4 separate regions of the Mus musculus genome follow, and all the other regions are linked to region 1. The links are chromatin loops, found by intact Hi-C in ENCODE. Cell type or tissue: left cerebral cortex. All regions are shown on one strand.

Evidence for each region. A loop is a pair of places that touch in the nucleus more often than their neighbours do. Peaks named below come from ENCODE experiments on the same cell type or tissue, not always from the same donor. Only the 100,000 strongest peaks of a DNase experiment are listed, where the experiment ranks them.
Region 2: a loop joins it to region 1, with 2.9 times the contacts of the local background. A loop is called at or near these places in 4 of 42 quality-filtered maps.
Region 3: a loop joins it to region 1, with 2.3 times the contacts of the local background. A loop is called at or near these places in 21 of 42 quality-filtered maps.
Region 4: a loop joins it to region 1, with 6 times the contacts of the local background. A loop is called at or near these places in 41 of 42 quality-filtered maps.

The regions. Positions count from the first base shown.
Region 1 is chr11:77,964,854-77,969,853 of GRCm38, reverse strand. It overlaps Sez6 (seizure related gene 6), which reads right to left. Exons shown (of 17, transcript NM_021286.4): 5 at 767-952. Among named protein-coding and RNA genes, the nearest start is that of Phf12, 15 kb to the left of the region's middle. In left cerebral cortex, a CTCF peak has its summit at 2,520; DNase peaks (open chromatin) are centred at 2,531, 3,179, 3,262 and 3,921; H3K27ac peaks cover 2,074 bases.
Region 2 is chr11:77,848,183-77,853,182 of GRCm38, reverse strand. Myo18a (myosin XVIIIA) reads right to left here. Exons shown (of 41, transcript NM_001291213.1): 35 at 3,697-3,813; 36 at 2,878-2,961; 37 at 2,300-2,437. Among named protein-coding and RNA genes, the nearest start is that of Gm36875, 9.9 kb to the right of the region's middle. In left cerebral cortex, a CTCF peak has its summit at 2,269; DNase peaks (open chromatin) are centred at 2,186, 2,504 and 2,672; H3K27ac peaks cover 3,111 bases.
Region 3 is chr11:77,735,031-77,740,030 of GRCm38, reverse strand. No RefSeq gene overlaps it. Among named protein-coding and RNA genes, the nearest start is that of Cryba1, 12 kb to the right of the region's middle. In left cerebral cortex, a CTCF peak has its summit at 2,571 (motif pointing left); a DNase peak (open chromatin) is centred at 2,559.
Region 4 is chr11:77,824,785-77,829,784 of GRCm38, reverse strand. Myo18a (myosin XVIIIA) reads right to left here. Exons shown (of 41, transcript NM_001291213.1): 15 at 4,602-4,682; 16 at 2,108-2,249; 17 at 1,835-1,994; 18 at 422-608; 19 at 1-165. Among named protein-coding and RNA genes, the nearest start is that of Gm36875, 13 kb to the left of the region's middle. In left cerebral cortex, CTCF peaks have their summits at 1,432 (motif pointing left), 2,381 (motif pointing left) and 3,756 (motif pointing left); DNase peaks (open chromatin) are centred at 2,379 and 3,739; H3K27ac peaks cover 1,101 bases.

The DNA.
Region 1 (5,000 bases):
TCAGCCTTCAGACAACCACTGCTGGCTCCCCCAAGGAGGCCAGAAGGGGGCATTGGACCCTCGAACTGGAGTTCAGCAATTGAGCGCTGCTGGAGTGTGTGTTGGGAATAGATTTCAGGTCCTCTTCAAGAACAGCATGTACTCTTAGCCACGGAACCATCTCTCCAGCATCTCTACGCTTCTTCTTCCCCCCTTTCCTGAAACTGTGGGGTTCTCAGGGCATAAGCCAAGTGTGACTCCTGCCTCTTCTTACCTTCTCTTACCTTCTATGAACTCTGTGGTCACGTGGCCCAGAAACCCTCACTGCTGGGCCCAGACAAGCAGCTCAGCCTTTCTCGGGGAAGAAAAGGTGGGACCAGGCCAGAGGGGTCAGTGTTGAGCATTCTTTAGCAGTCAGTCAAGGAATGGTGGTGTAGTAGTACATAGAGAGCTACTGCAGAAGGTGTCTGAGGGCCCTGTGGCCAGCGGTCTGCCAAGGCGAGAATCATCCCTGATGGGCTCTGCTTTCTTGCCACATTCATGCATTCATGTTACCCATGCAACGTTGAAAACCAACTCTGAACTCGACCTGTGATGCTCACATATAATGCCCAGGTAATAAATGTAGGTTGGCTCAATACCAAGATGCGCGACCATCTTCTGTCTTTCTTACAGGAAATAATTGAACTTCCAGACAGCAATGGAGATCAGAGAATGACCCCCTCACACACACACACACTTTGCTCCTCTGTTTGACATTGAGCCTTCCTTGTGGGGACCCACTCACCAATGCAAACAGGCTCTTGGGAATCCCAAAAGGGCTGGGTGGCATTGAGACAGGTGAGGAACCTGGCACCCTTGAGCTGGTAGCCAGTGGCACAATGGAAGTGGGCGCTGCCTCCTGGGTGGAGACTGGTGACAGTCACATCTCCATACGCTGGACGTCGGGGAAAGTGGCAGCTCAGGAGATAGGCTGTGAAGAGAGAATGGGTGACAATGAGGAAGGAGGGGGAGGGGGAGAGGAGGGGGAGGGGGAGAGGAGGGGGTGCCTGCACAGCCTGCTCCAGGTGCCTTTGGGCTCAGAAGATGCATTGGAAGTCCCACGGAGGCATCTCATTTGTTCCCTTGTAGAAGTGGGGGTTGGTTATCGGAACAAGAGACCTGGAAGCTCGAAGACAGAGGTTCCTACCCAAGCCCAGTAACACTTAAGCTTTCTCTAGGTGTTTTCTTACCTGCCTCCCCCGTCCAACTCCTGAGTGCTGCTACTGACTCTAGCTCTGGCTGTCCTGGAACTCAGACCTGCAGATCAGGCTGCTCAGGACTCAGATCCACCTGCCTCTTCCTCCCATGTGCTGGGATTAAGAGCGCACTACACAAGCTGTCCCCTTACTTCTTAAGTGAGGCTGGAAATGCTTGTGAACCTGAAATCTCTGGGATTGAGACCAGAGGGTCCCGAGTTCAAGGTCAGCCTGAGCCATGTAGTTTGACCAGGTCTCAAAAACAACCAAATAGCTAAACTGAAACCATACAGGAGCTGCTAGACCTCTGGCACCCAAATGATGACAAATCTAGAAGTTTGGGTGTACACATAACAGCTCAGTGGTAGCTTGTTCCCTCATGTTTGAGCCTTGGCACTAAAAGAAAAACATTATGGAGGACTTGTAGACGTCACTTTTCCTGTAAGAAGCAGACGTGAGTTTCAGAAGAAGAGACTGAAATCAGGCAGCAAAGATGTCCTCAGTCCTCCCCATGAAACCTGACAAACCTTGACGGATGGCAACAGTAAAGGCCTCTTTGTTTTTATTTTTTCCTATCTTTGAAATGATAATGTAATGGCATCATTTCTCTCTTTTCCTCCACCCGAGCCCTCCCACATACCCTTTCCTTACTCATTTTCAAATGTATGGCCTCTTTTTTCATTAACCTTAACATGTAATAATATATGTATAGGTATATACATATATGTTCTTAAGCGTGACCTGCCCAGTCTGTATAATGTGACGGGTATGTGTGTTTGCAGGGCTGACCATTTGCTATTGGATAACCGACTGCTGTGTGTCTTCCATGGGGAAGACTGTTTCTCCGGATCTCAGCATCCCTTAGTAGGTCCCTCTTAGTGGTCTTTGCCGGGTACTTTGGCATATCTACAGTTGTTTTGTTCAGCTCACGTTTAGGCAGTCACGCTGGTGAGGCTTTATTAGGGTAGCTTCTAAGAAGTACTAAGTACTAAGAAACATGATCAGCAGGTCAGCAAGCGACTTTTTTTTTAAAGGATTATTTATTTTATGTATATGAGTAGAACACACGAGAAGAGGGTATTGGGTCCCATTACAGATGGTTGTGAGCCACCATGTGGTTGCTGGGAATTGAACTCGGGACCTCTGCAAGAGCAGTCACTGCTCTTAACCACTGAGCCATCTCTCCAGCCCTGCAAACGACTTTGGGACAGTGGGACGGATGTGAGAAAGTCACACTCACTTTCTTGGAAATTGGAGGTGGGATTGGCCACTCTGGTTGCTTTGGGAGTTGTCGTACCATTTATGACCACACAGGGGCAGCAAATCCCATAAAATTGTCTGGTAAACCCCAACCCTTAGGCTAAAGCCCAGGAATAGCTTATAAAGAGGGAGTCTGGCTTGGGTCTAAGAGGTAGAATGCCTGGAGCAGACAAGGAGAAAAGTAAAAAGGAAGGCTTGACTGTGCCTCTGTGCCTTTATTTTTTTTTTTTTTCTTGTCTTACAACTCTTTTTTTTTTTTCCATTTTTTATTAGGAATTTAGCTCATTTACATTTCCAATGCTATACCAAAAGTCCTCCATATCCACCCACCCCCACTCCCCTGCGCACCCACTCCCCCTTTTTGGCCCTGGTGTTCCCCTGCTCTGTGCCTTTATATGAACAGACAAAGGGGCTGCCTTTGGGCAGATGAGCTACCAAAGCTTGAGTTGACTGTGACTCAGTTTTGAGGCCTTCCCCACCTGTCATATACTTAGTTGCTATGTGAAAACAAGAAGAGAGTTTTGAGGGCTTGACCAATAAAAGGCTAGTTGTGACTGGCCAGTGGAGAGGGCAGTGCTTAGGAGATGGATTCTGGGGTCAGACTCCCTGGGTTTAAATGCAGACTCTGCCCGTTACTTCCTACACTGCCACCTTGGGCAGGTTACTTCTTTGCTCCATGCCTCGATGGTTTCTTTGTTTAACCGGTGATTTAGAGCACTGCCTGCAGCGCTGGGGAGGTTAAGCGGGAGGCCATATGTGCAGTGCCTGCACAACGCACACACCTACCTCTGCCCCGTTTCCCCCAAAGCTGGTTGTTAATGTTTGCCGTTGCGAGTAGGAACAGCTTCTTACATTTGCTGTGCTGTCTAGTTTCTAAAGAGCCCCTTCTCGCCTAGTACCCATCATACACGCGGAAGAAAGAAGGTAGGGTAGGGGCTATTGACCCATTTTAAAGATAAAGAAAGCTGAGGTTGGGAGAGACTGAGGGTCAGAGGGCTTCTGACCCTTGTCATACTGTAGAAGTGTGGTAGGGTAGGGATTGGAGTACCTGCCTGCCTCTCGAGGTCCTTTGCTTCCTACCTGGCCCCAGTTAATATGGGATCCTGGCCGGTGGAGTCAGAGACACCTGAGAGTGACAGTCCAGGCTGGCCTTGGAGCTGGTCCAGCAAGTCACTGATTCTCCCTCGGGGAGGATAGGGAGGACTGCACCCAGCCTGGGGATGAGGAGGAGCTGACTCCCTGGGAGCCATAGGCCAGGTGTCAGACCCAGCACCTGCGCTCTCATCTTCCCCGTGAGTCCCAGCACAACCTGGGGAGGGAGTGGGCTGGAATCATGTGAAAGCAGGGGGCTGGTAGCATCGAGAGGCACCCCCAGACTCCATCGTGGGTAAGTGCCACTTCCCAAGATGAGCTTCCTATTGCCATGACAACCAACCGTTCCCAGGGAGTCTGCACCACCACAATCTGTTGAGTTATTTTCTTGCTGGCGGCTGTTTCGGAGCCAACTCCAGTGCCAGGAATGCTTGGATGCAGGAGGGAGGGGCCTCCCCGGCACTCTGACTCTCCACCCGGACTAGGGGACTGGGACCCGGCCAGAGGAATCTATCCAGCCACAGGCCTGTGTGGAAGCTCACGACTGTGCCCTCTCCTTCATCAGCTTGGACAGCGCCTGCCTGCACAGGTGCAGGCGTGTGTTCCCAGGCCCTCCCTCACTCTCCTGGCACCCTCTTTCTCCAGCCCACGAGAAATGCCCGTGAGCACACGCTCCTCCTGTTCCCATCTCTGGGATCAGGGCTAATTACAGTCTATAATTAGGGGAATTACACTCATTAAGGAAAGAGCTGATCATTGACAAAAACTGGGCAGAGGAGGGAGGGCCGCTGGGACAAAGAGCAGGAGTGGGCCAGCTCCCCTAGGCTCTCCTAGGACTCTGCTCCCCCTGCTAGGCCTCCGGCCCTGTTGTGTTCTCCCACTTTTGTCTGGAAGCACAAAGAGGGAACTGGAGTTTTGTGCAAAGGAATTTGCAGCAAGAGAAAAGGTTACTGTGGCATGAAATTATGCCTGCTGCTGAGGAGGATTGATGAGCCATTAGGGAGGCTGGAGGGGCCGCCCAGATGGTCATCCCTGCCAGGGTGGGGACCTACCACTGCTGAGGGCCTGGACAACCTCTGCCCAGCATTAAGGTCCCTGCTGACAGAGGCTGCTCCCCCCAGTTTGGATGGCAAAGCCTTGACAAGATGAAGAGACAGGGTCAGAGCATTCCTAGCTCCAGGATGCCTGCCCCCCCCCCCCCATCAATTCTTCCCCCCTACAGAGCTGCAGAAGTGGTCTATGCCAGCGCAAGACAATGTCTTGATTGTTCTTACCAATTATCCCCCTGTTAGCACGTGCGCGAGGGGGGGTGGGGGGGTCTGAATTAAAGTTAACCTGTGCAAAGGACGGAACAGACTTCCAGCCCAGGGAAGGGGTGGGCAAGAAGGAACCCTATGAGGAAGCTCCAGCTTCGCCTCGCTCCGCATGCAT
Region 2 (5,000 bases), 120 kb after region 1:
TAGGATGTCAGCCAGAGAGAGGCACTGTGGGCAGGGTCTGGACCAGGAAGTCTGGCCAAGCCCCAACTCAGCTATGGCTAAGGGATGCTAGAGGTTTACTTACGTTTAACCCACCTCCACCCCTGTCTGTTCTGTCTTCCTGTGTGTGTGTGTAGGTTCTACATGAATGTAGAACAGAAGCCAGTCTAGGGCTGGGAGATGGCTCAGCGGTTAAGAGCACTGACTGCTCTCCCAGAGGTCCTGAGTTCAAATCCCAGCAACCACATGGTGGCTCACAACCATCTGTAATGAGATCTGATACCCTCTTTTGGTGTGTCTGAAGACAGCTATATATATATATATATATATATATATATATATATATATATATACATACACACACACACACACACATATATAAAATCTTTTTTTAAAAGTCAACCTGTATTATTCCTTAGGTAGTATCCATCTTGTCCTTTGAGATATGGTCTCTCATTAAGACCTAGAGCTCACCAATTAGGCTGTCTGTCTGTCTGCCCACCTAGCCCTGGTAATCCTCCTGTCTTTACTCCTCATTTCTGGGATTATAAGGAAGTACCACTGCATCTGGCTTTTTACATAAGTGCTGAGCAAACTCAGGTCTCCTTCCATGTAGGGTTAGCCAACTGATCTGACTCCCTCTGAGCTTTGCTGTCCTTCCAGGGGGGAGATGACACCTGCATCTCTGCAGGGGTCTTTGGAAGAGGTAATCTGGAAGAGGAAAGGCGGGGGTGACTGTTACTGCAGAGACTCTGGCAGCTCTACACAGAGGCTGGCCTGTCATGTGAATGTTCTCATGGTCATCTGGGCTTTTTCAGAGACATTGAACCCAGAAGCTCCCAGAGCTACAGCCAGTGTTCAGAGGTAACTGGTTCTGCTGAGAGTGTTTGATTAAAAGACCCAGGCAGAGCTCTCTCTCTCTCTCAGCCTCGTGAATCTGTCTACTTCAGAAACACGAATGTGTTCTCCTTGGCAGCGGTAGGATGCTAGGCAGGAAATGATTTGGAGCAGAGGTTAGAGTGTGAGGGAGAACCAAGTCAGTGTCATTCCAATGACTATCTACCCCAGCCTGGCTCTGCAAAGTGACAGCCTGGGCTACAGGGTCACTCGGGGGGCATCTGTATTTATCTCTCAGGAGTCCAAACCACAATATTGCCCTTTTGAGTAGAAGGAACTCTGAGAGATAAGTGAGGTGACAGATGCAGGAGGCAGAGCCTTCATCCACCACCAATGGCTTCTTCTGGTCCCCAGCAGCTGCACAAACCCTATTCTGTATGTGCTGTGGGGCCTGAAATGTCACCACCTGTCCTGGGGTCCTGGGGGTAGTAAAGAAGGCATAACGCTCCCTCTAGTTCTCTCTGGCTTCCCATGTCCAGGTGGGTGATGCCCTTGGCTGCCCACCTGTTTCCACCCCCTCCTACTGCCTGCTCTGCTGACAGAGAGGGTGCTGGGGGAGGGGCAACAGAGAAGCTCTCCATCCACCGCACTGAACACGCTCTCAGGCAGGCCTGATGGTGCTTGGACAGATGTCCGTAAGCTCAGAAGAAGAGCTTCAAGACAAGGCTACAGGTGAACCCTCGGGGACACAGTCCTGATGCCGCTCTCTTTCACACAGGGAGGGCTGGAGCATGCTGGTTATAGGAGAGCAGAAGAGGAAGGGGCTGGGGTAGAGTATGAAGTAGCCACTGTGGGGGGCAGAGGAATCAAGCATGGAAAGAGGCCAACCAAAAGTGGGGTGTTAAGGAGAATACGGGGTGGGGGGTGAGGAGGGAAATGAAGTCATTGGAAGAGAATAAGAGAGACCTAGGACAGTGATGGAGGAAAAGAAAGAAGAAAAGCAGAGCTGGAAAGGGAGGCAAGAAGTGAGGGAAAGGGGGGGGTGTAAAAAGGAAGGGGGGAGATGAGCGAGCCATGAGATGCAGAGCAGACTTCAGCCCTCAGAGCAGTGGTGCCATCCGCTGCATATTTATGACCCTACCAGAGAGTGAGTGAGGGGGACAGGAGGGGGAGCTCGTGGCAGAGGGAAATATGAAGACGAAAAGCTAAGCCGCTCGGGTCCCTTGGCAGAAAGCAGGCACGGATACAGAATATAAAATAGGCAGGCTCTGCGGGGCCCAGAGAGCAGACCAGGCAGGCGGGAAGGGAGCTCCCACCCTGTCAGCTGGCCCGGCAGCTTGGCAGAGGACTCAGGAGTGTCCCTGGCTTGCTCAGCCCTTCGGAGCATGCGTGGGTCCAGCCACTAGGGCAGCTCTGCTTGGCTTGCACATGAAGCCGAACCCACCTCCAGGCGCTTCACTTGGGTCTTTTCGAACTCCAGGCGTGTCTCCAGCTCCCTGATCTTCGCTTCCTGCCTGCTGACGAGGGACTTGTCCACCATGGACTGCTCCAGGAACTCCACCTGGCTCTGCAGAGCTTGTAGCTAGGGGTGGAAGGAGTGAGAGGAGAAAGGACTGAGTCCAGAGTAAGTCCGGAACGGGGAGGGGCAGCGCCAAGTCTGGGACAGGCAACATCACCATGGTGACTAGAAGACCCAAGGCAGGGAGAGATACACGGTGGAGGGTGAGGGGAGCCCCGCCCAGCGGAGCCATGCCCCGCCTGCCCCTGCATTTGGCACTGTTACTGCCCTTCTGAAAGGAAGAAGGATGTTAGGGAGCAGAGAGGGGACAGAAATGTGAAGCAAGGCAGCTGAAGCCAACACATGTACCATGGAGATATGGCTGCAAGCCTAGCTCTTCCTGCCAGCTCACACTGCTCTGTGGCTTACTGGTGGTAGAGAGAAACACCCTCCATACCGGGAGAGCAAGGCTTCTGCCCAGTGATTCCTGAGCTCTCCCTTCCGGGGAAACCCAGGGTACCTACCTTCTCCTGTAGCTCTTGCTTCTCCTTGTTGGACTCTTCAATCTGAGCCTGGAGATCGTTCATCTGTGCCATGTCCCGGGAGGCCTGGAAAAGGAGAGCAAGAGTGAGAAAGGTCCCCTCGAGTCAAACATTCAACCTCTCCCCAGCATGGGCCAGGGCACCTAGACTAAGTCTCTCCAAAGACGTATCTAGAGCCAGGGGTGGGGGCAGAGGCAGAAGCAGGTGGATCTGAGTTCAAGACCTGCCTGAACTACATAGTCTACAAGGTCTACATGGGGAGCTCTAGGCCAGCCAGGGTTACAGATATCAAAAAAAGGAAAAGGAAGAAGAGGAGGAAGAGGGGGAGGAGGAAGAAGAGGAAGAAGAGAGGAGGAGGAGGAAGAAGAGGAGGAAGAAGAGGAGGAGGAGGAGGAGGAGGAAGAGGAAGAAGAAGAGAGGAGGAAGAGGAGAGGAGGAGGAGGAAGAGGAGGAGGAAGAGGAAAAGGAGGAGGAAGAGGAGAAGGAGGAAGAAGAGGAGGAGGAGGAAGAGGAGGAGGAGGAAGAAGAGGAAGAAGAGAGGAGGAAGAGGAGAGGAGGAGGAGGAAGAAGAGGAGAGGAGGAAGAGGAAGAGGAAGAAGAGGAGAGGAAGAGGAGGAGGAGGAGGAAGAGGAGAGGAGGAAGAGGAGGAGGAGGACGAGGAGGAGGAAGAGGAAGAGGAGGAGGAAGAGGAAGAATAGGAGAGGAAGAGGAGGAGGAGGAGGAGGAGGAATCTAGCCAGGGATTTGTGAGGTGGTTCAGGCCCCGAGGATGTTCACTCTGTTGTCATTCCTGTCAGGGTACCTGGGCCACAGCTGCCTTGTGCTTCTTCATCAGCTCATTCATGTCCTCCTGATCCTCTTCCAGCCGGTTTTGAATCTCGTTTTTCTCACGCTGAAGTCGACTCAGTTGCTCCTCCAGCTGGTTGGGGCAAGGGTAGATCAGAGGGCATCAGGCCTGTGTCTGCAGGCCCTGGGGCAGCAAGTCCAAACCTGTCCCACCCATCCCGCCTCTCCTTGGTGGGGAGATCGTGTTGGAGTGGGTTCCAGAACCAGAGAAGCTACCTGGTGGGTTCTGGGCAGTGAGATGAGGGACAGAGCTGTTTGTATGGGACAGGAGGACCCTGGGGCTTCTGGGAGCTAATTGTTAGCTGCTTTCTGGCAATTCTTTCAAGGCTAATGAGAAGGTAGAAATTCTGCCTATTACAAATGACCCATCGTCCAGTTATATCAGCCTGACTGGCATGTACTCTGCCCACATCAGCCCATAGGGAAGGACCTGTCAAGTTGGTGACACCCCCTGACTTAGATTTTGTTCTCCCTGGGGATGGTCCACTCTTGGGTCATCCGGCTCTCCCAGCCTGGGGGTGGGGGTGGGGAAAAGACGGGCACCAGCAGCTTCAGGAAATGAACGAATCTATTAGCCTGTAATTCCAAACCAAAATGACTGCGTTGGCTCCTTCTCTGCCCTATCCATCTTGTTACTGGGCTGTGGGGAGCTGGGGAAGCCTCCGCCAAGAAATTTATTAACTCAGATTTAAATAAAATGGTAATTTTATAACAGCCTTTTTTAACAAAATTAAGGAATCTGAATTATTCACCTGGAAACTGCTGAGGAGCACAAATGTCACAAGATAAATCAAACCTGTGAGATTGGCATCTCTCAGCAGCAGGATGGGTAGCTAAGGGGCTGTGTGTGAAGCCAACAGCTAAGCTTACCCTCCTCCCCTGGCCCACTCCTGGCCCGAGATGGTACGGGTGGCCACATCCCAGGAGTGAAAACTCAGCCCTATGGATGGATGGGCCGTGGGAGAGGTGGGGAATTAAAAGGGAGGCATTAAATAAAAGCTCTAATTAGCTGCTCTTGGGCTTGTCAGTGGGCTGGGCAGGGGGAGGGGAAGGAAGCCCAGCATCCCAGCCTCTTATCGGAGCTTCTGCTAATCTCTAGGCACCTGTTTACATCCCTCAGCCACATTAGCTGCCTTTATTTATGATTCCAGGGCCTGCGGCCAAGCTCCCAGAGGCAGGTGGTTAAACGGGGAGATGTGCGCCCTGGCTGGCTCCCTCTTCTGCCAGCTCTCCCTCCTCTTAAGACTCTGCTTTGAGTTG
Region 3 (5,000 bases), 230 kb after region 1:
AGATGAAAGACACAACACCTTTACATTTATAGTAAGCCTTAACAGCACTAGAGCTGAGCAGATACCAGCCCTCTAAGCTATTTTGTCTACTTCCCTGTCAATAAAGCCCAGATGTGACTTGCCATGTTCTGCCTGGGCTGTTCTTACAATGACTGGCCCACGGCCAGTTCTTCTGATCCCTTACTCCATGGTGTCTTCCTCTCTTCTCTCTCTCCTCTTCCTCCAGCCTCTGCCTCAGACCCTAATCCCTAGAAACCAGAGATCCACTACCTCTCTTCTGCCCAGCTATAGGCATCTTTATTCAACTAATAGTTTTAAATTAAGGAGCAGGGTTACATAGCATCACTTGGTACATGAGGATTTCCTTGTCCCTGAGGCAACCAGGTCTTGGGGACCAGTATTTAGCATTATGATACATGGCAACATACCAAACCTCAACACTGGAGATCAGGCAGGTCTCAAACTCAGAGATCTACCTGCCTCTGCCTCCCCCCCCCCCCCCCCCCCCCCCCCCCCCGACCTCAAGTCCTGGGGTTAAAGTGCATCGCCACTGCCTGTTTTTTGAGCATGCATGTTTGCATACCACTTCCATGCCTGAGTAGCCAGAAAGCCATCAGTTTTCCTGGATTGGAGTTATAGACGGTGTGAGCCAGAATGTGGTGCTGAGAACCCAGTCCGAGTTGTCTGGAAGAGCAGCCAGTGTGCTCATCTCTGAGCTGTCTCTCTAGCCCTATAATTATGATTTTGGCTAAGGTTAAATTATTTTAAATTAAATGCAGGGTACAAGACACTAATCCCATTCCCCTACCTTCTCCCCACCTCAAAAAAGAAAAGAGAAGAAAAAGTCTATCAGCAGAAGCAAGCTAATTGCTGGAGGACCCTGACAGGTGAGCCACATGCTAAATGTTTTGTTTGTTTGTTTGTTTGTTTGATTGGTTTGGGCTTTTTTGGGGAGGGGTGTTGCTTATTTGTTTGTTTTGTTTTGTTTTTTGAAGCTTGCTCTGTAGACTAGGCTGGCCTTGAACTTACAGAGATATACCTGCCTCTGCCTCCGGAGTGCTATGATTAACAGTGTGAGCAGGGACTACTGGGCCCCTTCTAAGCTCCTAAATCACTCCGTTTCTCTTTTCTCCATTCCCGGACCAGGTTCCTCGGTTACCCACTGCTCCAAAGGCCCTATTCAGGCCTCAAGGTCACCTCCTGCCATTCCAGTCATCTCTGTTGAAAAGGTATTTTGTTTTAAGTTATCTACATTTCTTTGGGCAGGTATGAGCACAGTGCAGATGCCTATGGAAATCAGAAGCGCTGGGTCCCTCTGGAGCTGGAGTTGCAGGTGGTTGCTGGGAACCAAACCTCCGTTCTCTGCTCTTAACTGCTAAGACAGATTGCCAGCCCTTCCTGCTATCTTCTTAAAAACCGGTTAGGGTCAGGCACTTGGGAGGCAGAGGTAGGGAAACTGCTACGTGTTCAATACCATCCTGGGCTACATAATGAGACCCTATTTCCTCCCTCAGAGAAATACAAAGAAAAGGAATGAAAATTAGCATTATACTTTCATTCTTTCTTTTTTTTTCCATTCCTTTTTTAAAAGATTTATTTGTTTACTTTATGCATGTGAGTACACAGTCTCTATCTTCAGACACACCAGAAAAGGGCATCGGACCCCCATTACAGATGGTTGTGAGCCACCATGTGGTTGCTGGGAATTGAACTCAGGACCCCTGGAAGAACAGCCAGTGCTCTTAACCGCTGAGCCATCTCTCCAGCCCTTTTTTTACATTCTTTATTTTTCTACTTCCCCTACTAGAAGAAACATTATTTATTTGGAGTTTTGTTTTGTTTGTTCATTTGTTTGTTTGTTGAAACAGTTTGTCTCTATGTAACCTGGCTGTCCTGAAACACAACAGATTAGGTTGGTCTTGAACTCATAGAGATCCTCTTGTCTTTGCCTCTCAAGTGCTGGGATTAAAGACATTTTCCACCCCACCCAGTTTACCCCTACCTCACCCTGCACTTTTAAAGTGTGGAAGAGAGAGAGAGAGAGAGAGAGAGAGAGAGAGAGAGAGAGAGAGAGAGAGAGAGAGAGAGGGAGAGAGAGAGAGAGAGAGAGAGAGAGAGAGAGAGAGAGATGCTTCCAGGGACTCTTTATGCAAATTGATTGCTTCACTGCTCACAGCAATTCTAAGAGCTAGATGTGTGTTTGTATCAGCCTAGAAGATAATAATGGATTGTAAATTAACTAAATTGATAGAGATTGATAGTTAACATGGTCAAAAACACTGTTGAGCCCAAGTAGTGTGAATACAGACAGTCCTAGCTGCAGGGCTGTTGGCATTGTTTAACACAAAATTCCCAAGTTCCATCCCCACAGAGTCTAACTAAGCCTGAGAGAACAAGCAGGGTCGATTTTTAACTGCACTTTCCATGGACCACGCTTTGAAAACTCTCATCTTTTCTTCTAGCAAAAGTCTTTCCTATGCCTCTGATCCCTCTTCCCCAAGGAGCTTGCTTTCCACTCTGGCTGGGAATGCTGATGCTCTGAAGCCTGACGTACGCCCCCTGGTGGTCAGAGACGAAAGATCAGGAGGATAGCCAGTAGGATCCCTGGTCAACAGGACAAATTACCAATATTCTAGAATTACATTCAGCCAGTGATCCCCTGCCAGCAGTAAGCCAATGTCACACACAATATACCTTACAGAAACAAGGCTTCATACGACAGATCCTCCAGGGTGGCTGTCCACCTGTTTTGTTTTTGTTTTTGTTTTTTTTTAATCTATAGATAGATTCATTCCAAGCTGCATGTGGGCAAACTGTTCTCTGGTCCAGTTATCTGTATCTTACAACATGGGGCTCTAGATTCTAGGACTTTACAGAAATGCAAAGATGAGACAAGTTCTCAAGTAGCCTAGGTTGATCTCCACCTCCAGGCTGGGATTACAAGCATGTAACACCTCTCCCCACAAGAGAAAGATTCTCATATATACCTCAGGCTAACATGGAGCTTAAGATCCTCCTGCCTCGGGATTACAGATGTGTGCCATTTTGCCTGGCCTCACATCAGTCTTAAATCATTTACCTTAAAAAGAAAAAGTGCCAAGCAGTGGTGGTGCATGCCTGTAATCTCAGCACTCCAGAGGCAGAGGTAAGCAGATCTCTGTGAGTTCCTGGTCTACGGAATGAGTTCCAGATCAGCCTGGTCTGCAGAGTGAGTTCTAGGGTAGCCAAGGCTACACAAAAAACCCTGTCTCAAGAAAGAAAGAAAGAGAAAGAAAGAAAGAAGGAAAGAAAGAAAGGAAGGAAGAAAGGAGGGAGGGAGGGAGGAAGGAAGGAAGGAAGGAAGGAAGGAAGGAAGGAAGGAAGGAAAGCTGGAGAGGCGGCTCAGTGGTTAAGAGCACTGGCTATTCTTCTAGAGATCCTGAGTTCAAATCCCAGCAACAACATGGTGACTCACAACTCTGTAATGGGATCTGATGCCTTCTTCTGGTGTGCAGGAAAACAGAACACTCATATATGTAAAATAAACAAATAAACCTTAAAAGAAAAAAAAAAAAAAGACCAGGGCTGGAGGTTAGGAGCACTGACTGCTCTTCTTAGAGGCCCTGAGTTCAATTCCCACCAACCACATGGTGGTTCACAACCATCTGTAATGGGAGCTGATGCCCTCTTCTGGTGTGTCTGAAGAGACCAACAGTATACTCACGTACATTAAATAAATAAATCTTTAGAAAAAAAACAACAACAATTTCAATGCAGTTGAGGAACAAGACATGTAGTAGTTCTGAGTCCTCTGTGACGTATGGACCTCAAAGTCATGTGTGAGTGCAAATGTGTCAGTATGGGTTAAAACTCTGTTCACAGTCTATAAAAAGTGAGTGTGCAGCTTACCCAGCTATTCCATTCCTGTGTATCTCACAAAAAGCTGTACATACCCCCTATGTGAACCTGAAACACAGAGGGTTTCTACCAATTCTGTGAATGACAGCTACAAAGTAAGGAAGTGCCCAAGTTAGCACTTCTCAACCCGTGGGTTGGTCCCTTTGGGGGTCAAAGGGCCCTTTTATGGGGGTTGCATCTCAGAGATGCTGCCTGTCAGACATTTACAACAGTAGCAAAATTACAGTTATGAAGTAGCAACAGAATATTCTGTGACTGTGGATCACAATAATAGGAGGAACTATTTTAAAGGGTCACAGCATTAGGAAGGCTGAGAACAGGTGGCAGCTCTGGAATAAGGCTTTTGTAGGCCACGGTACCATCCAGCAATGAGAGGATACAAAGCCCGGCTTCATACAACAACACGGCAGAGCTTGTACATACAGCTGTGAGAAAAATGAGTCCAGCACTGAAGAGTCAATATGCTTGTGACACGCAGGCAAAATACAAATAGCTAAAAGGAACCTACAGCGCCAGAATGGAATAGGAGCTGGCTTTCTGTGGTGAGACTGGAGGCTCCTGCAGAGGTCTCAGCAGGATGCTGGGTAAGCTCCCTGAGTTGATCTCAGTGTATTCCATAAAATCTTGTCTGATTATTCGTTCATAATTTGTGCAATTTTGTGCTTATATATTTTTAAAATAGGGTAGTTAAAATTTCTTGGTGGGGGCTGGTGAGATGGCTCAGTGGGTAAGAGCACCTGACTGCTCTTCCGAAGGTCAGGAGTTCAAATCCCAGCAACCACATGGTGGCTCACAACCATCTGTAACAAGATCTGACTCCCTCTTCTGGAGTGTCTGAAGACAGCTACAGTGTACTTACATATAATAAATAAATAAATCTTAAAAAAAAAATATATATATATATAAAAAAAAAAAATTTCTTGGTGGGAGGTGGTCATGGTGGTACACACCTGTAATCCCAAGAGGTAGGATACAGAGGCAGGAGAATCATGAGTTCAAGGTCAACTAGCTAAAGTAGGAGACCTTATCTCAAACAACTACCACCAAGCCAAACAAACAAAAAACTCCTCTAGGTAGGGCAATGCCCAGAACTGTCTTATCAT
Region 4 (5,000 bases), 140 kb after region 1:
CAGCCCAGCCTCACAGGGGTCTCCCGGGGGCAGGTCCAGCTCACTGCTGCTGCTGACTCTGCGGGAAGAGGCAGACCGGGGCTCCCCAGGCCAGCCCTCGGCCACAGGAAGGAAGCAGTGCACGAAATGCATCTTGGACCTCTTGATGGTATCAATGAGGGCATCCTGCCAAAGGGAAAGGGACGCCTTCAGTGCTCCGATGTCTGGTACCTCCACTCCTCATATGAGAGCAGCTGGTCTGCCACCTGCTAGGACATTGTTAAGCCCAGACACCCCTGCCCTCCTCAGGCCTGGCTGGCCAGACACAGCCACCCTACTAGCAGTGATCGAGGCCAGTGGATCTGAGTGGGCTCCCATGCCGTTAGTGTGCTGAGTGCCCACACTGCCAGAGGAAGGGACCTGGGACCTGCTGAACACTTACTACTTGCAGCTTAATCTGTATGCACAGCGACTTCTTCTTGACAGCGGCCATGCCGGTGGTGAAGGTTTTCCTCATGCTGGTTGCCCGGCGCAAGGCCAGCTGGGAGCCACCTTCCAGGCCTGCAATCGAGCCTGAGAGCACCGTGGCACTGCCCGCCCGGCCCAGAAACAGGTTACTGATGATCTTTCTGCAGGAGGCAAGGCCAGAAAAGGAGTTGCAACGTGGGGCAACAGAGGCTGCACTCCACCCCCTACACACACACACACACACACACACACACACACACACACACACAAAACCAATACGGCTGTGGTCAGAGGCTTGAGCCATCTTTACTGGGGCAGTATGTCTCATATTCTACAGGGAAACCAGAAGGAGAGACAACTCAAGACAGGCAGAGGCCGTACAAGGGAGAGGGCAGTGGGAGAATCCGCTCCTTCCTCGCCGGTGAGGGGAGATGTTTCTAATGTACAGTTCAGCACGCCATAATTAGTCTGTGTACTGCATCTCTTGGTCAGTACCTCTCTCGTGTAGGGCAGGGATGTGTGTTCTCTTCACTGATAACTACCTGGTACCTACAAGTCCTGCCTGCAGAGGGAGAATCTATGATGTAAATGAGTAAATAACAGGGCTTATGTGATTTCTGGGTTTTAACTGCTCCTATTTGTTTGTTGTTTTGTTTATTTGTTTTTGTTTTGTTTTGTTTTGTTTTTCAAAACAGGTTTTCTCTGTACAGCCTTGGTAATCCTGGAAGTTACTTTGTAGACCAGGCTGACCTCAGATTCACAGAGATCCATCTGCCTCTGCTTCCTGAGTGCTGGGGTTAAAGGAAGGTTCCACCACCACCCATGGATTTCTGGGTTTTAAAATAATTTTTTTGTTTCTGAATTTTGTTGAGAGGTCTGCAAAGATAGCTTACCAGCTCAAAGTGCTGACTGCTCTTGCAGAGGACCCATGGCAAGTGGCTCACTTACCATCGTAACTCTCATGCCAGGGCATCTGACGCCCTCTTCTGGCCTCTTATGGGCACTGCACACATGTACTGCTCCTCTCCCCTCATATACACATAATATAAAAAAATAAAATCTTCTAAAAATGCAGCCAAGGATGACCGTGAACTTCTGACACCCCTGCTACTCATTTCTGAGCGTTTAGGCTATGGGTGTGTGCTACTGAGTTTGCTGACCGTGTGTGTTTTCTCTGAAGAGTGAGGGAACCATCCACACTGAAAACTATCGGCACTTCTAACCATGCCTCCCATCTCTATTCCTGTGTCCTCAAGCCCTTGTGACCTTGACTGTTGTCTCAGGGGCCAGAGGCTTATCTGCCTTGCTATCGATGGGACTGTGACATATCACCAGAGGAAGGGAGCCCAGAGAACAGTTGTAGGGTCGGGACATGAGGTGGCCTTACTTCTGGGAGTCCTGCAGAAGCCGGGGTGCATTCTGGGTGGCTGGGTTCTGCTTGGTGTAATTCAGCCAGCCAGCCACGTTGTACTCCACCCAGTTGGTACCGTGGCTGTGGCCCAGGAGAAAGTGCCGAGGTTTGCTACTTCGCAGAAGAGGACTCTGGCCTGAGGGCACATGAAGCAAAGTTCTGACTGTCAGGACCCAGACGCCGATGTACAGGTAGAGAGTCCACCCGGCTTTTCCAAAGCAGAAGGGCTGTCCTCCAGGCACTACCTACCTTTTTTGTCACCCTCCTGGGGGCCATAATAGGAGAAAAGACGATCAAGGAGGGCATCCTCTGTCGCACCAGGCACCAGTGCCTCCTCTTCCAGGAGCCACAGTAGCCCTCTTGCCTCATCGGCATGGGCCAGTGAGCGAACCTATGTTCAAGGGAAAAGATCCGGCTTAGCTGTGTGGAGCTGTGCAAAAGGAGCCGTCCCCTCCCAACCACACGCTATTAACAGGTGCTTGAATCTGAACGGTGTGGTGCTGGTTGCTCACTGCTGCCACCTTGTGGATGAGATGGGCATACATGGAACAAGAGCTGAGATAGAATGCTAAGAATCCACCATAAAAGACTGATGGGACTCGGGGTCCAAAGGGACCCAAGACTGAAGCTCCTTCTGATGTGCATTCATACTTAGAACTTCTCCTCAATCCTTATCCCCTCAGAAGGCACGGGAGCAAGGTCAGCCCCCATACTGCCCTCACTCCCTGGAGGATTCAGTGTGATGAAGTCTGTAAGTCTGTGCACAGCCAAGGCTCAAAGGAGGCTTTTCTCTGCTTATTTATTTTGAAATAGGGTCTAACTTTGTGGACCAGGGTGGCTTCAAACCCACAGAGATCGATGTGACTCTGCCTCCAGAGTGTTGGGATTAAAGGCATGTGCCACCACACCCAGCTTCAAAGAAGGCTCTTCATAAATGATGGCTGTCATGTTAACATTGGTCCCCGTGGGGAGAACCCAGAGAGTGCCCAGATCTCTGCTGGCCACAAACACAAGGACTAAACCCCCGAGGCAGGTGACTCTTTAGAGGCAGTGGTCAACAGAGGCAGAGTGGGTAAAAGCAGGATGTGTCCCTACCTGAAGGGAATGACGGCCATTCAAGCCGACTACTGTCCTGGAAGAGCCTGCATGTAGTGAGTGTTGGCAAATATTCTCATTCTCTCTCATTCTTCCTCTCTCTCATTCTCTCTCTCCCCATCCCCCCACTCAGGTGTGCACATGTGTGCACATGTGTGTAGAGCAGAAGCTAATGCCAGGTATCTTCCTTCCTCAAGGTGTCTCCATCTTACATACTGAGACAGGGTTCCTTGCCTTAACTTATCAGTTTGGCTAGTCTAGCTAGCCAGCTTCTCTGGGGATCTCCTGTCTCTGTCTCCTGGGTGAATTCCAATTTTCACAGCAAGAGCTTTGCCAAATGAGCTACTCGCCTGGCCTCTAAGCCTCTGGTTTTTTCAAGAGAGGCTGGAATTCGTTCTACTACCCCATGGAGACCAAGGAAACCAAGCCTGCGGCCACATCTGGCCTAAGGTGCCCTTCCTGTGCCTCTGTCTCTGGATTATCTCCCTTGTCTTCCTTAGGCAGGAAGAACTGCCCACACCGCATTCTTGCTTGGCTTTTAGGGCCTGGCAGACAAGAAAAATAAGACAATTGATCTCTTTGATCTACTGCCTGTATCTTTTTCCCCATAGAAGGGAGTAGGGTATGAGTCCCAGAAGGCCAAGGGCCAGTGGGTGGGGATGGTATTCTAGTAGCTGGAGAAGAATAGCAGGACGGAGTGATGTGATATGTGGCACTGGAGATCCCTCCCCAGAACCAGCAGAGACCTTGGGAGGCTGCCTGATTTACAGCCTGACACACGTCTGCCCCCTGCTGCTCAGGAGACGCCAGGACAACTTCCTCACATCTGAAGATGTCAAAGGCTCTCCAGGGAGGCCACCACAGGAGCCCAGGTGTTAGGAATAGAAACTCTGTCTTCCCTGGAGAGTTTCCTGGCACTCTAAGCATTTGTCCCCACGCCTGTGCTAGCCCAGCAGGGACCACCGCAGGCAAACAGGGAGACCAAGAGCTCTGCTGCCCAGCAAAAATAGCACTCTCCAAAAAAAAATGTATAGGCTGCAGATTCTGGAATTGGTGACAATCACCAAACGCCAAGTCCTCGTTAGGCCAGCCACTGCCCCAGGCAACAAGATATCCAAGATAAAGGATGACAGCTTGTTCCCCACGGCTGTGGAGTGAGGACTCACATACTTATCTTTGCCCCTACACTGTTTCCCTGTTTGAGGGTGCTGCTGCCTCCTCGAAGGCCCTGGGAGACTGCATCTGCCTTCCTCTTGTGACGATGGAGGGAAGGATTATAGCCTCTCAATTTGGAGTCTCACCCCACACCCTCAACCCACAGCAGCAGACATTAGGGTTTGTGGCAAGTACACTGAAGGCTCAGAAAGGCTTAGGACAGGGTCTGAGCCTCAGGTAGCAAGAGAAGAGGGGCATTTTTTTGTCTGGCTGGGACTCTGGGTTATGGTTCCCCATTCTGCCAGGCAGGAGAGCGTGCCACCCTCACAGGCAGACGGGGTACCTGCAGTGATGCCGTGAATGCTATATGGGTGTGATCCTTCCTCAGGCCACAGCAGCAGCCCCCGCAGCAGCTCTGCCAGAGGGAGGGCTCTACCAGAGACCAGCGAGTGGAAAGAGTCTAGGCTAGCCTATGCTTCCCTAACATTCCTACCAGGTGGGAAGCCTGGTCCACAGCAGCCACGGAGTCATCTGCAACTGGCTCCAAGTCATCAAACGCCAGTTCTATGTTATCCTAGGAAAGAAGGCACAACGGTAATGCACAAGGGACCACAGAGTATACAGGAGTGGGCTGTGCAGCCACAGGAGCGGACTGGGCAGGGCCTCTAGGGTCAGCAAATGCAATGCCTCATCTCCATGCAGCCCCCCACCCCAAACTATCTCAAAGGACAAACTGTTCATCACCTCCCACTCTCAGGATTCTTTGACAGCTAAGATCCCCCCCATTCTCTTTTCATACTAAACCGCAGTCATGCTCGGCTGTTATGTGAACCAGTTGATTAGGCAATGCCGAATAAGCCCTCTCTCCATTTCACCCAATCATCCTCAGAAC